Linked DNA regions of Homo sapiens: regions 1 and 3 are each linked to region 2. A link is a contact called in ENCODE Hi-C or POLR2A ChIA-PET data. All regions are on one chromosome and are shown on one strand. Each heading gives the region's core, a stretch centred on a gene start or an enhancer-like site at or near the end of the contact. The rest is flanking DNA. Distances are from core to core; before and after follow the strand shown. Region 1 overlaps ATF7IP (activating transcription factor 7 interacting protein). Region 2 holds the start of STRAP (serine/threonine kinase receptor associated protein). Region 3 overlaps GUCY2C (guanylate cyclase 2C).

What was found. A loop is a pair of places that touch in the nucleus more often than their neighbours do. ChIA-PET counts read pairs that join two places held with the same protein, here RNA polymerase II (POLR2A). Pooled maps may share reads with other maps.
Region 1: a map of heart right ventricle shows a loop between it and region 2 (7-fold over the local background). The contact joins the enhancer-like site here to the promoter of STRAP in region 2. A Hi-C loop is called at or near these places in 2 of 168 maps with a recorded cell type or tissue (heart right ventricle and naive thymus-derived CD4-positive, alpha-beta T cell), 1 of 37 single-sample maps with no recorded cell type and 10 of 50 pooled maps.
Region 3: a loop to region 2 is called in a map of B cell, with 5 times the contacts of the local background. The contact joins the enhancer-like site here to the promoter of STRAP in region 2. A Hi-C loop is called at or near these places in 1 of 168 maps with a recorded cell type or tissue (B cell) and 3 of 50 pooled maps. POLR2A ChIA-PET finds 5 or more read pairs at or near these places in 2 of 52 experiments (OCI-LY7 and activated B cell).

The regions. Positions count from the first base shown.
Region 1 is chr12:14,388,082-14,392,438 of GRCh38, reverse strand. All of the region lies in intron 1 of ATF7IP (activating transcription factor 7 interacting protein), which reads right to left. Among named protein-coding and RNA genes, the nearest start is that of ATF7IP, 25 kb to the right of the region's middle. Within about 2 kb of position 1,423, at least 2 of the 41 ENCODE cell types and tissues checked have a DNase peak (open chromatin) inside an H3K27ac peak, as active enhancers do.
Region 2 is chr12:15,879,633-15,883,809 of GRCh38, reverse strand. STRAP (serine/threonine kinase receptor associated protein) reads right to left here and starts at 1,423. Exons shown (of 10, transcript NM_007178.4): 1 at 991-1,423; 2 at 134-269. The coding sequence starts at 1,102. It overlaps LOC102724146 (a long non-coding RNA gene), which reads left to right and starts at 1,512. Exons shown (of 6, transcript XR_007063230.1): 1 at 1,512-2,030; 2 at 2,611-2,703. RefSeq lists enhancers at 1,346-1,465, 1,776-2,005 and a silencer at 4,121-4,177.
Region 3 is chr12:14,611,707-14,616,213 of GRCh38, reverse strand. GUCY2C (guanylate cyclase 2C) reads left to right here. Exons shown (of 27, transcript NM_004963.4): 26 at 1,271-1,347; 27 at 2,923-3,582. The coding sequence ends at 3,097. PLBD1-AS1 (PLBD1 antisense RNA 1) reads right to left here. Exons shown (of 6, transcript NR_120465.1): 3 at 3,288-3,335; 4 at 1,644-1,692. Among named protein-coding and RNA genes, the nearest start is that of PLBD1, 46 kb to the right of the region's middle. RefSeq lists a silencer at 1,314-1,363 and enhancers at 1,896-2,145, 2,166-2,265, 2,276-2,325. Within about 2 kb of position 1,258, at least 7 of the 41 ENCODE cell types and tissues checked have a DNase peak (open chromatin) inside an H3K27ac peak, as active enhancers do; they include B cell and OCI-LY7, where a contact is called at or near this core.

The sequences.
Region 1 (4,357 bases), core at 174-2,673, 1.5 Mb after region 2:
AGAATTCTTATTTTGTCCCCTTTAGACTCTTCAAAGTCTTCACTTGGAGATTCTAAAGACCCTGCTCTGTGACATTTTTACTGTAAATCAGCCAGGCCCCTAAATACGCCCTCTCCCTAAAGATCCTTTTCTAAACTACCCAGTAGACCAGATTTCTCCCAACTCCATTCTTCCTGAAATGATGATTTTTAAAAGAAAAAAAAGAAAAAAAAAAGATCTGTGCTAAAGGGAGTCTTGTGAAACAAATGCAACCAATATTTAATTTGTGCTACACTTCACTTGACTTTATATTTGTTATCCTCATTTAAACCCCAATATTAGTTCTTTATGATAAACATTATTCCCATTTTAAAAACAAGAAAAACTGAGGTTCTGAAAATAAGTAACTTGCCTCATTCCATAAAAATACCTAAGACTTGGCCAGGCATGGTGGCTCACACCTGTAATCCCAGCACTTTTGGAGGCCGAGGCAGGCAGATCACTTGAGGTCAGGAGTTCGAGACCAACCTGGCCAACATGGTGAAACCCCGTGTCTACTAAAAATACAAAATTAGCCAGGCATGGTGGCGCACGCCTATAATCCCAGCTACTCAGGAGGCTGAGGCAGGAAGACCGCTTGAACCTGGGAGGCGGAGGTTGAAGTGAGCTGAGATAGCACCATTGCACTCCAGCTTGGGCAACAAGAGCAAAACTCTGTCTCAAAACAAACAAACAAACAAACAAAATACCTAAGACTTACTGAACACATAATCATAAATAGGTACTGTACTTTGAGCACTATATATCCATTTTTCATATAACCTATAACTAATGAGAGGAAGAACATGGATTCACCCTGACTCTGTTTGACTCAAAGTTGGTGTTCTTCCAACGACCCATCTCATTTAATGATCAGGGATAACACAAAGAGGTTAAATATTTATCCAAAACTACACAATTACTTAATAACAGTACGAGAGCAGAAGTAATCTTTTCCTAACTTCTATACTAATGTTTTCCACTATGTATGCCATGGTACAGGTATTTCTATATCCAACAAAGGGATACACGAGTCAGATAGTTCTACTGGCAGTTGGCTAGCTGTATCTGCCTTACTTCAGAAGGAAAGACAAGATTCCCTCAGGCAGATGCAGAAGCAACTCCTCAGACCTCTCTCCAGTGTTAAGGTCCCTCTTTCACTAAACTGATGAAGATTTGCTAAATCAATTTGTGCTGTTTTCACAATTTCCATATTCACATATTAATGACTAATAACAGACTGTTACATATCACCAACAGAGAACTCTTTGTGAGAGTTCTAACCTGAGCAATTAAAAAACAATCACTTATTTGAATAGACATTAGGCTTTCTCTCAAATCACTTTCTCTTTTCAAAGTGTGAAGAGCAGTAAAGCAGGGGAGTCACTGTTTCCTGTGCAAGTTAATCACTTTTTCAATTTTCTCTAAAGTTGAACTCTAACTAGAAAACCATTTTCCAAAAAGGCATAACATTCTTTTAGCACTTCCTTAGAGTTACCAATGTCGTGGTATTATTTGAATGTTAACAAGCTGGCTTTCACTCTGGGAAATGTGGAATTCAAATTTAAGTCAGATCAAGATTATAAATTATCATGTTTCATGCATCATCAAGGTAGTCTTCACATAGACACTGTAAATGTTAAATTAATAAATGTAAATAGATGTAAGTTTTCAACAAAAATAAAGTTTGTAATGGCCTAACGGCCATTATCTAATCTAGTGTACGGTTAAGAAAACATTCTATTAGGAAATTTACTCATTATTTTCAGTGATAAACTTCTTAGCTCAACTAATTTGAGCAAAAATCTTTTATAAAATGTTATTTCATTTATCTGTTCAGTAAACTGCATAGCTTGAATACACTTTAACTTTTTCTTATTCAGTATCACCATTAAGAACATCAAGTTGATAGTGATGTCCTTTAACACAGCGGTAACATTTAAAGAAAACAGAACTGATTATCACATAAAAGATCTCAAGGTACTTAGATGTTTCTAATTAGTATTTCTTTAATCTCTTCACTTTCAATCGTTACTTGTTGTTATGCCATTGGATCTCCTTCATTTGGCTCCCATGGCACTCTATATAAAATTAGGACAAAGTGAAAGGTTACAAAAGGTGCCATATCTTCTAAAGAGTAAACTGACTTTATATATTCTAAGTCTCTCCTACCAAGTAAAGTAGGCTAAATTTTACTTATGTTTACTTTCTTTTGGGTTAGAAGTTATATTTTAGATATTTAAGGCTGCCAATAAACTATCAAATACGTAGGATAGGTCTTTAAAAGGAACTGTCTTCCAAGGCCACGCAGGTAACGTGATTCAGTGAAGAGGACCAGAGGTGGGCAAGAGAAGGCCCTATCTGAAGGAGACAGCATCTATACTCAATTGTAGATTGCTATCCTCAAGCAAAAATGTTGTTTGCTTTTCAAGAGGCAAGACATCTAGATTTTTAGGTAAAATCTGACAACTTTAAATGTTAACAATTAGAGAAATGGGGCTGGGGGCGGTGGCTCACGCCTGTAATCCCAGCACTTTGGGAGGCCGAGGCGGGCGGATCACCTAAGGTCAGGAGTTCAAGACCAGCCTCAACATGGAGAAACCCAGTCTCTACTAAAAATACAAAATTAGCCGGGCGTGGTGGTGCATGCCTGTAAACCCAGCTACTCGGGAGGCTGAGGCAGGAGAATTGCTTGAACCTGGGAGGCAGAGGTTGCGGTGAGCCGAGATCGCGCCATTGCACTCCAGCCTAGGCAACAAGAGCGAAACTCCGTCTCAAAAACAAAAAAAACAAAAAACAAACAATTAGAGAAATGGGCTGGTGACTAAAGAATAAAAGTAAGTTTGCTGGCTGCCAGTTTATAGCTCTGAAAATGAATTTTTTTCAAAGAGAATTTACTGTTTTTATGATTCTTATTTGTACTGAAACACAGGAAACTCTAGGCCGTGAATTCAAGTCATGTTTTTAGATAAGTTATTTTCTCACAGTGTATTTGAAGAACTCAGCCAGACTATACCCAAAACACTTCTCCTACTCCTCTAAATTCTGTAATGTCAACATTCTATATTGGCTTTACTTAATAAATACATCTGCCATATCCATACACAACAAAGGATGGCTAATTTATGCTAACAGAGTAGGACCCAGTACTACAAAAACGAATATATAACATTACTAAGTGGATATGATGTTACTTAGCACTTCTTGCTTCTGAGCATGAGTTATATAAGAAATTTCCCATAGTTTTTAAATACACACTGATCCAATCACACTTGAAAAGGTATATGACACTCGAGAGGCAAATAAACTGAAATGCATTTGGATATTACTGAGAAAATTAGTATGCAAGATTTTTGCAGAGTATTTCAAGATACTATTCTGAAACATTATGTAAATTGATTCTGAGCATATGCTTACCAAATAGATAGGAAATTTCCCCCATTTTATAGACGAAGAAACGAAAATCAAAAAATGGAATGAACACAGGGCACGATGCCTCATGCCTGTAATCCCAGCATGTCAGGAAGCTGAGGTGGTCAGATCACTTGAGGCCAGGAGTTCGAGACCAGCTTGGCCAACATGATAAAACCCCGTCTCTACTAAAAACACAAAAATTAGCTTGGTGGCACATGCCTGTAATACCAGCTACTCAGGAGGCTGAGGCACAAGAATTGTTTGAACCCAGGAAGTGGAGGTTGTAGTGAGCTCAGATTGCCACTGCACTCCAGCCTGAGAAACAGAGTGAGACTCTGTCTCCAGTAAAGAAAGAAAGAAGGCTGGGCGCAGTGGCTCATGCCTATAATCCCAACACTTTGGGAGGCCTAGGCAGGCGGATCACTTTAGGTCAGGAGTTCAAGACCAGCCTAGCCAACATAATGAAACCCCATCTCTACTAAAACTACAAAAATTAGCCGGGCGTGGTGATGGGCGCCTGTAATGTCAGCTACTCGGGAGGCTGAGGCAGGAGAATCACTTGAACCTGGGAGGCGGAGGTTGCAGTGAGCTGAGATTTCACCACTACACTCCAGCCTCAGCGACAGAGTGAGACTCCGTCTTGAAAAAAAAAAAATTAGCAGGGCACAGTGGCTCACGCCTGTAATCCCAGCAATTTGGGAGGCCAAGGCGGGCAGATCACCTGAGGTCAGGAGTTCGAGACCAGCCTAACCAACAGGAAGAAACTTCACCTCTACTAAAAATATAAAAATTAGCCAGGCATGGTGGCACATGCCTGTAATCCCAGCTACTCGGGAGGCTGAGACAGGAGAATGGCTTGAACCCAGGAGGCAGGCTGAGACAGGAGAATGGCTTGAACCCAGGAGGCAGAGGGTGCAGTGAGCCG
Region 2 (4,177 bases), core at 174-2,673:
GTGGGATCAAACATGCGTTCTGTATGGCAGCCAGTGAGTCAGAATTTTATGAATATCTGACACTGAAGTTTTTGATTATTTCAGGACACAAGCTACAGAGAACACCAAAGTTAGCCATCTTGGCTACACTTACGCTGTGAAATCTGCAGCTGCTGTAGCTGCTTTGGTGGCATCCTTATTCAGTGTTGCACCCCAAACAGCACCTTTATGACCCAAAAATGTTCCAATCCAGTCTCCTGTATCTCCCTGGCGTAGCATAGGTTTACCATCTAGAAAATATTTTTTAAAACATGTAATTTATAAGTTCAGATTACTTAAAGTCTAAGATTCAAATGTAAATATACAATGATGTTCAATGACAAAGTGGAAAAATTGTTTCAGCTATTTAACTACCACCACCCACTGAAGGCACTAAGGAATGTGCAGTAATAAATTAACTGAAGAGCTGAACAGATCATTCTCTCTGAAAAGCATCTGTAATTGGCTGGGAATACTGATCTGCGTCAAAACAATCTAGATTTTAGTCTTATTTTGGACAGACATCTTAGCCTGAATCTCAGTTTCCCATTTGAAAAATGAGGCTAATACCACAAAGGAATATCCAGTGAGACAAGAGCGAACGTCTTTGTAAGGTATTGCACGGCCTGGCCTAATTTCTCCTTTCCCCAAATCCTTGAAAGCTATTTACCGTGTTGTCCCGAGAGTCTAGGCAAATGCTGACCAGCTCCTTCAAAAATAGCAATAAAAATAAAATAAGGAGAGAGGTCTTAGTTGGAGGTAATAGTTTCTACAAAAGCGTCCTCTCGGCTCCAGCTGCGGATTCCCTAACACACTCCTTTCTCCACCGGACCAGTGTTGGCTCTCATCTCAGATGTTAATATCGCCCCCTCCCCCCTCACCACACCACCGCTTCGGCACTGGAGCGTGCGGGTCCCGATCCCTTTCAGCCCAGTCCCAGCCGTCGAGGACCAGGATTGCGGCCTTGCTCACCTTTGCAAGCGCTGATTAAGAAATACCCATAAGGCGTGATGCCACTGAAGGCCAAATCAACCACGGGTCGCGTGTGGCCAGAGCAGGTGAGCGGCGTCTGTCTCATTGCCATGGCGGCGGCGAAGCCAGCGACCGGACTGGCGAGCTGAGGGTCGTCGTTGTCTTTTCTCTCTTCTGCTGCAGTGCCTCGGGCTGCTCCAGGCCCCCGCCCTGACACTAGGGCTGGGCTGGGCAACAGGAAAAGAAGGGCAATCCGGTGGCACCGAGGTTAGGGAGGGGTGAGGGAGGGGTCAGGGAGTCTGCGACCAGCAAGCAACAGTCGACGAGGGAGGGAAAGGGAGGGAGGGAGGAAAGTAGGGGATGGGGAGAAGCGGAGAACCGGGCCAGCCACGATTCACAGCGTCCACACCGGCATCGGCAGGAAGTGACGACGTAAATGACGCAGAGCACCCGCCGGAAATGACGATTGGCGGGAGGGCGGGCTCGCCGGGTAGAAGTGACTTGAAGAAAGAGCGAGAAGTATAGAAGGGCGCAGGCGCTAGTTCAGTGCTCGTGAGGTAACTGGCGCTGGCCCACGCCGACTAAGGGAGACGCTCTAGGCACCGGGATGGGGTCCCTGTCCCCGAGCTCTAGCGGGTCAGAACGCCTTCCTGGTCCGCGGCCGAGTTGAAAGTTGTTCCCACTCCCATAAGTCCAAGGACCAGCGTCAGCTGTGTACCTGCCGAGCAGCCCTACTGAGGACTGTGCTCGGCCTCTGAATATCTAGACGGACACGAGCCATACCCAGTGACGGCCCAAACCAGCGAACGCTGTCTGGCAACGTTTTTTGCAATTTGTCTTATTTAAAAACCATATACGGGCTTGGAGTGGTGGTGCCTGTGGTCCCACCTACTTGGAAGGCTGAGGTGGGAGGATAACTCGAGCCCGAGAGGTCGACACCGCAGTAAGCGGTGCTCGCGCCACCGCACTCCAGCCTGGGCAACAGAGCGAGACCATGTATTAAAAAAAAAAAAAAAATCCCCAGTCATTTCTTCCGCTGTGTAAGTTTTCCTATGTTGCTAATGTTTTAGGAGTGGATACTATATAGTTTTAAATGCGATTAAATTCAAGTTACTTTTTCCTTGGTGGACTTCGGAGAACTCTAGAGTCGTAGATCCCCAATTTTTTTGATGAAATACTCTCATCCGTAAAGTGAGCCTTCACTCATTTTATAAGCGAATGAATGCTGAATTCTATCAAAAACTTTTACACCTTTTGATATGATGTATATATGAGTGATGATTTGCAAATTACATAGATGTGCATTATAATACATGGACAAAAATAGAAATATTAAAATAATATTTAAATATAAACAAACTCTGATATTGTCTGCAGCAGGCAGCCCACTGTGGCTCTGTGAAACCACCAGAGCTGTTAATTGTTGATACTGTTTCCTAACCAGGAGAGGGCTTTTCTCTGGGCAAGTTGTATCTTTATTGATAGAATGTAAACCCAATACAACAGAGATTTTTGTGTTTTCTTTGCTACTTTATCCCCAAGGTCAAAACGTCTGGGCACATAGCAATAAATATGTAATCAACATAAATGTCTGTGAATGTTTTCTTCATCTTTTTGCAGCAAACACCGTCTACAAGATTCGAGTCAAACAACGTGAGAACTTGAAATACGTCTCCATTCTTTTTCCTTAGTACTCTCGTTCATTCACTTACGGTAAAGCACTTACTATATATGTTTTTCATTTTATCTTGTTCGACTCCTCCTTTGTGCCATCCTCTCCCTTTTGTCTCACACATACGCACCACTCACACATTTATGAACTCCTTAATGGCAATGGTTATGGCTTTGTCATTTGTACTCTAGTGCCAGAAAAGTGAATGGCATTTAGTGAATACTCAGCATGACTGTTTACTGATTAAATAGATTGTTGCATTACTGATGGAGGTAAATAAAAGACCCACTCAAAATGACACAACTGGTCAGATACTGATACATGTTCATTTATTGCTCATTGTGTGTAGATAAGAATATAATTGGTAAGTTATGGTACATACTTGGCTCTAAAGAATGTATTATTTCCTGCTCATTTGGATTCTGAGTTCTAAGAGTATTGTGTATTATGACCAATTGGGTAGGCTTCAAGGTCAATTTAATATTAGAAGACAGGTTAATGTAATTGATATAATTAACAATATTAAAAGATTAAAGAAAATCATATCAAAAGATGTGTAAGAAGTTTTTGATAGAATTCAGCATTCTTTCACTTATAAGAATTCTGAGACACTAGAAATAGAAGGGACTTTTTTAACCTCATAGAATATCTGAAACCCCACACCTAATGGTGAAATACAGAAAGCATTCTGTATTAGATTAGGTACGAGACAGATGATTGCTACTGCCTCTTCAATACAGCATCGTACTAGATGTTCAGGTAACTTAAAAATGCATAAATCTTCCAAAGAAAGTTGTAAATCTGTGATTAGAAATTGTTTTAGAGGTTATATACAAAGAAAAGAGGCAAGGTGTGGTGGCTCATGCCTGTAATTCCAGTTCCCAGTACTTTGGGTGGCTGAGATGGGAGGATCACTCCAGCCCAGGAGTTCAAGACCAGTCTGGGCAACAAAGTGAGACCCAGGCTCTACAAAAAAATAAAAAAATTAGCCAGGCATGGTGGTACACTACTGTGATCCCAGCTACACGGGACACTGAGGCAGGAGGATCGCTTGAGCCCAGAAGTTCATGGCTGCAATAAGCCCAATTTCTGCCACTGCACTGCAGCCTGGACAATGAGGTAAGACCATGTCTCAAAAGAAAAAAATAAAAATAAAAATTATTGGAATTAATGAGAGAATTTAGAAAGGTTACTGAAGTTGTTTTTTTCTTTTTTTAGAAGAGATGAAGTCTCACTATGTTACCCAGGCTGGGTGCGATGCCTAGGTTACTGGGTTTTGTTGTTGTTGTTGTTGTTGTTTTAAGTGTAATGAAGAAATCACATTTCTATACATTAGCAACAACAAAAAATGTAATTTTAAAATATGCCATGTTAAATAGCATCAAGAATTATAAAGTACATAGGAATAAAAAAACAAAGTGTACTCCCCAGCAGAAAAAAAACTGGCACGCTGAAATGTAGAAGTTGAGAGCAGTGTAATGAAGGGATTAGTTACAGAAGTGTGGCCAGGATCAA
Region 3 (4,507 bases), core at 9-2,508, 1.3 Mb after region 2:
CACAAGGAGTGAATGACAAGGTGTGGCCCCATTCTCCTCCTCTTCCTCATCTGGAAGCTTGTTAAAATGCAGATGTGTGGACACTCTACCAGGCCTACTATGCAAGATTCTCTGTGGGCGTAGATCAGAAATCTATATTTTTAACAAGATAATGTGTTTGTGACCACACTAATATTTGAGAATCGCTATTCCAGATTCTTCATGCAGTTCCTCACATTTAAAACAGCTGCCCTCCATAGCCATCAGTTGTCTCCAAATGCTTCTCAGGCTGCTTTTCCAAAGTTATTGGAATCTTTTCACAACTGGCAAAGCCAGCTATTAACTGTAAGTTACCTGTCTCCGGTAGCCATAATGCTTCTGGCCTTTACATTTGGATTGCACCTTGGAAAAGTCTCCTTTTACGTAAAAGTGTCCTAACATCACACTTGCTTTTTGAGTCCTCCATAAGTACATTTTTTACAAAGAACACTTACCCCAAAATAGAACCAGTTTATGGATTGCTATGGTCCAAACACAGCCAGTGAACCACTACTTTTTTAAATGAGTTTAACAATATATATCAATTATATATATATATATATCAATCACTCATTTTTAAATTATTGATATATATTATAGATATATATTATTAAACTCATTTTTTAAAAATAGTGGTTCACTGGCTGTGTTTGGGCCATATGTATTTTGTATCTCTTTTTCAAATACCAGCTTTAGCAAAAACAGGGTTTCCAGTATTCCAGTAAATTTCCATACATTCCGTAGCCTCCAGATGGGCCCCAGAAATGCCACTTAATGAGTTCTTAATTGTGATGTACATGTGTTTGTAATAAGATAGGGAAACTGTAGCAAAAGTTTTGTAGCAAAACTTTATTGCAAAAAGGGCTAGAAGGAAATATGGACAATGACAACCAGTTGGATTTGTTGACGTAGCAGAATTGTAGATGAATTTTCTTCCTTTTTAAGTTAGAGTTCTTGTGATGTTGCTAGAGTGATATTTTAAAATGTCTTTTGGGGAAAAAAAAGAAAACTCTACTTTGAGAAAAGGATGTCTGCTGAATGAGAAACTTATTTTTAAAAAGGCACTTGGAAATAAAAATCTGTCTAGAGATAATGCAAATCATAACAGGAATGTGTGATGTGCTTAAATATTGGCACTGATGAGAAATGCGGAAGTGAAACATGTCACAGAAACAGATCATTATGGAAACAGTGGTCTACAACTGAACTGACTCCTTGGACTCCGTGGTACGTAACTCTTTTGTCTTACCAGGGAAGAGGAAATGAGACTACCTACTGGCTGACTGGGATGAAGGACCAGAAATTCAACCTGCCAACCCCTCCTACTGTGTAAGCTTCTGGGTGTGGCAGGGACAGGGAGGAAATTAGAGATCTTGGCTTTGTTAGTTACAGCCAATTTAAATTGGCAAATGCCTTACAAGTGGCATATATTGCATAAGAAGTAAGGGACTATACATGAGAAGGTTTAGAAACCTCCCTTCCTAGACTGCAAGAAGGGGATTATCCTGAAACCCTGCATTTTCCTGAGACCTCAATGAAACAGAAAAGTATTTAGCCTTGGCTTCCCTGTCTGGAACACAGACTTGCTTCCCTGAATCAGATGTGGGGGCTCAGTATAAAACTACCTTTTTTTTTTTCCACTGTGGATCCTTTATCCCAAGAGGGAGCTTCCACCTGGAAAAGAGGAAGAATGAACAGACTATTTAGAACTTGAGGAGATTTTGTTATTTCATTTATTTCATTTTATTTACTGGCTCTGTATTCATGATATTTTTAACTGTCAAAATTATGTTTTAAATGCCTTATCTGCATTAAAGTATACTTAACTTATAGTTTATGCAGAAAATATACTATATATTAGACAAGAATGAGTTAAAAGTTTCCTGAGTCTGGGTATGAGCTTCTACCTATTCTGTCCACTTTCTTAGACTGTACCAGTCATCATCTTGTTCTTGCTGAAAAACTGACTATATTGCCCTGCAATAAAGCATGGCAAAGCTAGCGTTGTGTTCCAGGCTTGCTCGGGAGAACAGAAGACACTTTAGAGTTCACTTCATGCATGTCTTGTTCTGACAAGAGTGGAGCATACTGGGGGCAAAGAGGCTCTCTGCATTCCACTCCTGTCTTCATCTTTCTGTTGAGTTGCCTGATGAAAACAGGACCTGCCCCAACCCCAAGACTGCGGTTCTGGGTCTTAACATGAAGTCTGTGTTCTCCCTGAGATGAGGAAGACAAAGTTTCAGGGTTAACTGACAGGTTTCACTTCTCCTAAAGGTGACTCAAGCTGTCACCCAGTTGCCTGTCAATACATGTTACTGCAGCCATATGGCCATTTCCTTGGCTTTTGCTATGGTTGAGAAACTCTGTCTTGCAGAGGCCTAGATGTCAGACCCAGAGAGATGGCAACCTTCTAGAAAAGCCAAAACAACCCAAATCTTCCCTGGGGCATGAGAAACCTGGCTCCTTACTTGGAGTGTTCCAGGTCCATTCTAAACTCGTGGTCCCCTCCACCATTCTAAGCCTTCCCCAAACAAGACTCACACTGTTAAGTATGTGTGGGACCAATGAGTTTTCAGGGTTGTGTGGCAGGGGCCTAGCATCCTCCCAGCTTCTTTTCCCCTTCCTGCAGTGGCATATGTAAACCTAGATCCTCCCAACCATGCCTCCAAATTCCAGCAGCATATTGTTTCACTTTGAAATTGAAGCCTAATTTCCTAGCAGAGATAACAGTTTTTTAAGCTCATCAAAGGCAGGGATCATTTTGTATTCTTTGGATTTCCTGTGTCTAGCACAGAATAGGCATTCAAAGAGTAACTGACTAACTGAACTGATTATTCTGGAGCTAAGGAATATTCTGTATGAATTGCTGAGAAGTTCTATTTTCTCTTCCCACTCTGTTTCCAGGGAGAATCAACAGCGTTTGCAAGCAGAATTTTCAGACATGATTGCCAACTCTTTACAGAAAAGACAGGCAGCAGGGATAAGAAGCCAAAAACCCAGACGGGTAGCCAGCTATAAAAAAGGCACTCTGGAATACTTGCAGCTGAATACCACAGACAAGGAGAGCACCTATTTTTAAACCTAAATGAGGTATAAGGACTCACACAAATTAAAATACAGCTGCACTGAGGCAGCGACCTCAAGTGTCCTGAAAGCTTACATTTTCCTGAGACCTCAATGAAGCAGAAATGTACTTAGGCTTGGCTGCCCTGTCTGGAACATGGACTTTCTTGCATGAATCAGATGTGTGTTCTCAGTGAAATAACTACCTTCCACTCTGGAACCTTATTCCAGCAGTTGTTCCAGGGAGCTTCTACCTGGAAAAGAAAAGAAATGAATAGACTATCTAGAACTTGAGAAGATTTTATTCTTATTTCATTTATTTTTTGTTTGTTTATTTTTATCGTTTTTGTTTACTGGCTTTCCTTCTGTATTCATAAGATTTTTTAAATTGTCATAATTATATTTTAAATACCCATCTTCATTAAAGTATATTTAACTCATAATTTTTGCAGAAAATATGCTATATATTAGGCAAGAATAAAAGCTAAAGGTTTCCCAAAACTGTGTATGCGTTTCTACCTATTTTGCCCATTTTCCTGGAATACATCAGTCACATCATCTTGTGCTTACTGAAAAACTGACTACATTCACTCACACTGAAGTACGGCAAAGCTAGCATTGTTGCTCAAGGGTGAGAACCTTGAAGGTTAGTATCACTTGCTACACATGAGGGAATTTTTGACCTTTATACAGAGGTGTTGCTTCAGCTTGTCCAATTAACAATGTGGATGGCAGTGATCCAAGTATGGGACCCAGGCAAAAGTCAAGTTCCTGTACTGCACTTTTCTAACTACAAAGTAATCCATGTCTCCAGGCTCCTGATCTTTCATCAGTAAATTATGAATTATAATACTCACTTCATTTTAGACTGCGCCACCCCTTCCCCCAAGCTGGCATAACACCACTCACAGATAATTTCCTTAGACCCACAGTTTACAAGGTAAAAGGAGGGAATTGGAGATGGAAGTTTGATCTCCCCACCAGTCTGAGAATCTTCACAAGAAGCTCACTCTGGTCCTGTCTCATGAACCATTGCAAGTACCAGGTGGGCTGAAACACCAGGGGTGAACTGGGGACAAAAAGCGGAGGTGCTGATTGCTGAAACTGACATGCAGATCTTGCAGCTGCTCTGTACTCCAATCAGCAGAGATGCCATACTGAGAAAACTGGATGATGCAACAGTCCTACTCTAGGCAAAACCCACAGGAAAGCCTGAATCCCTGGTTAGATTTCCCACAAAGCCCAGGTGCTAATGTGGAACCTTCCTCTTACTTGGAAACAACTAAAAGGTTTTTTCCTTTTAAACAACCTTTGAATTCTAGCACTCTCCTAAGGCTTCCCCAGACCAGGAAGCAATAGCAGACCAGTGACTAAGTTACAACATTAAGCACTAAAAGTCTAACACCACCAAGAATACCTGTAAAAG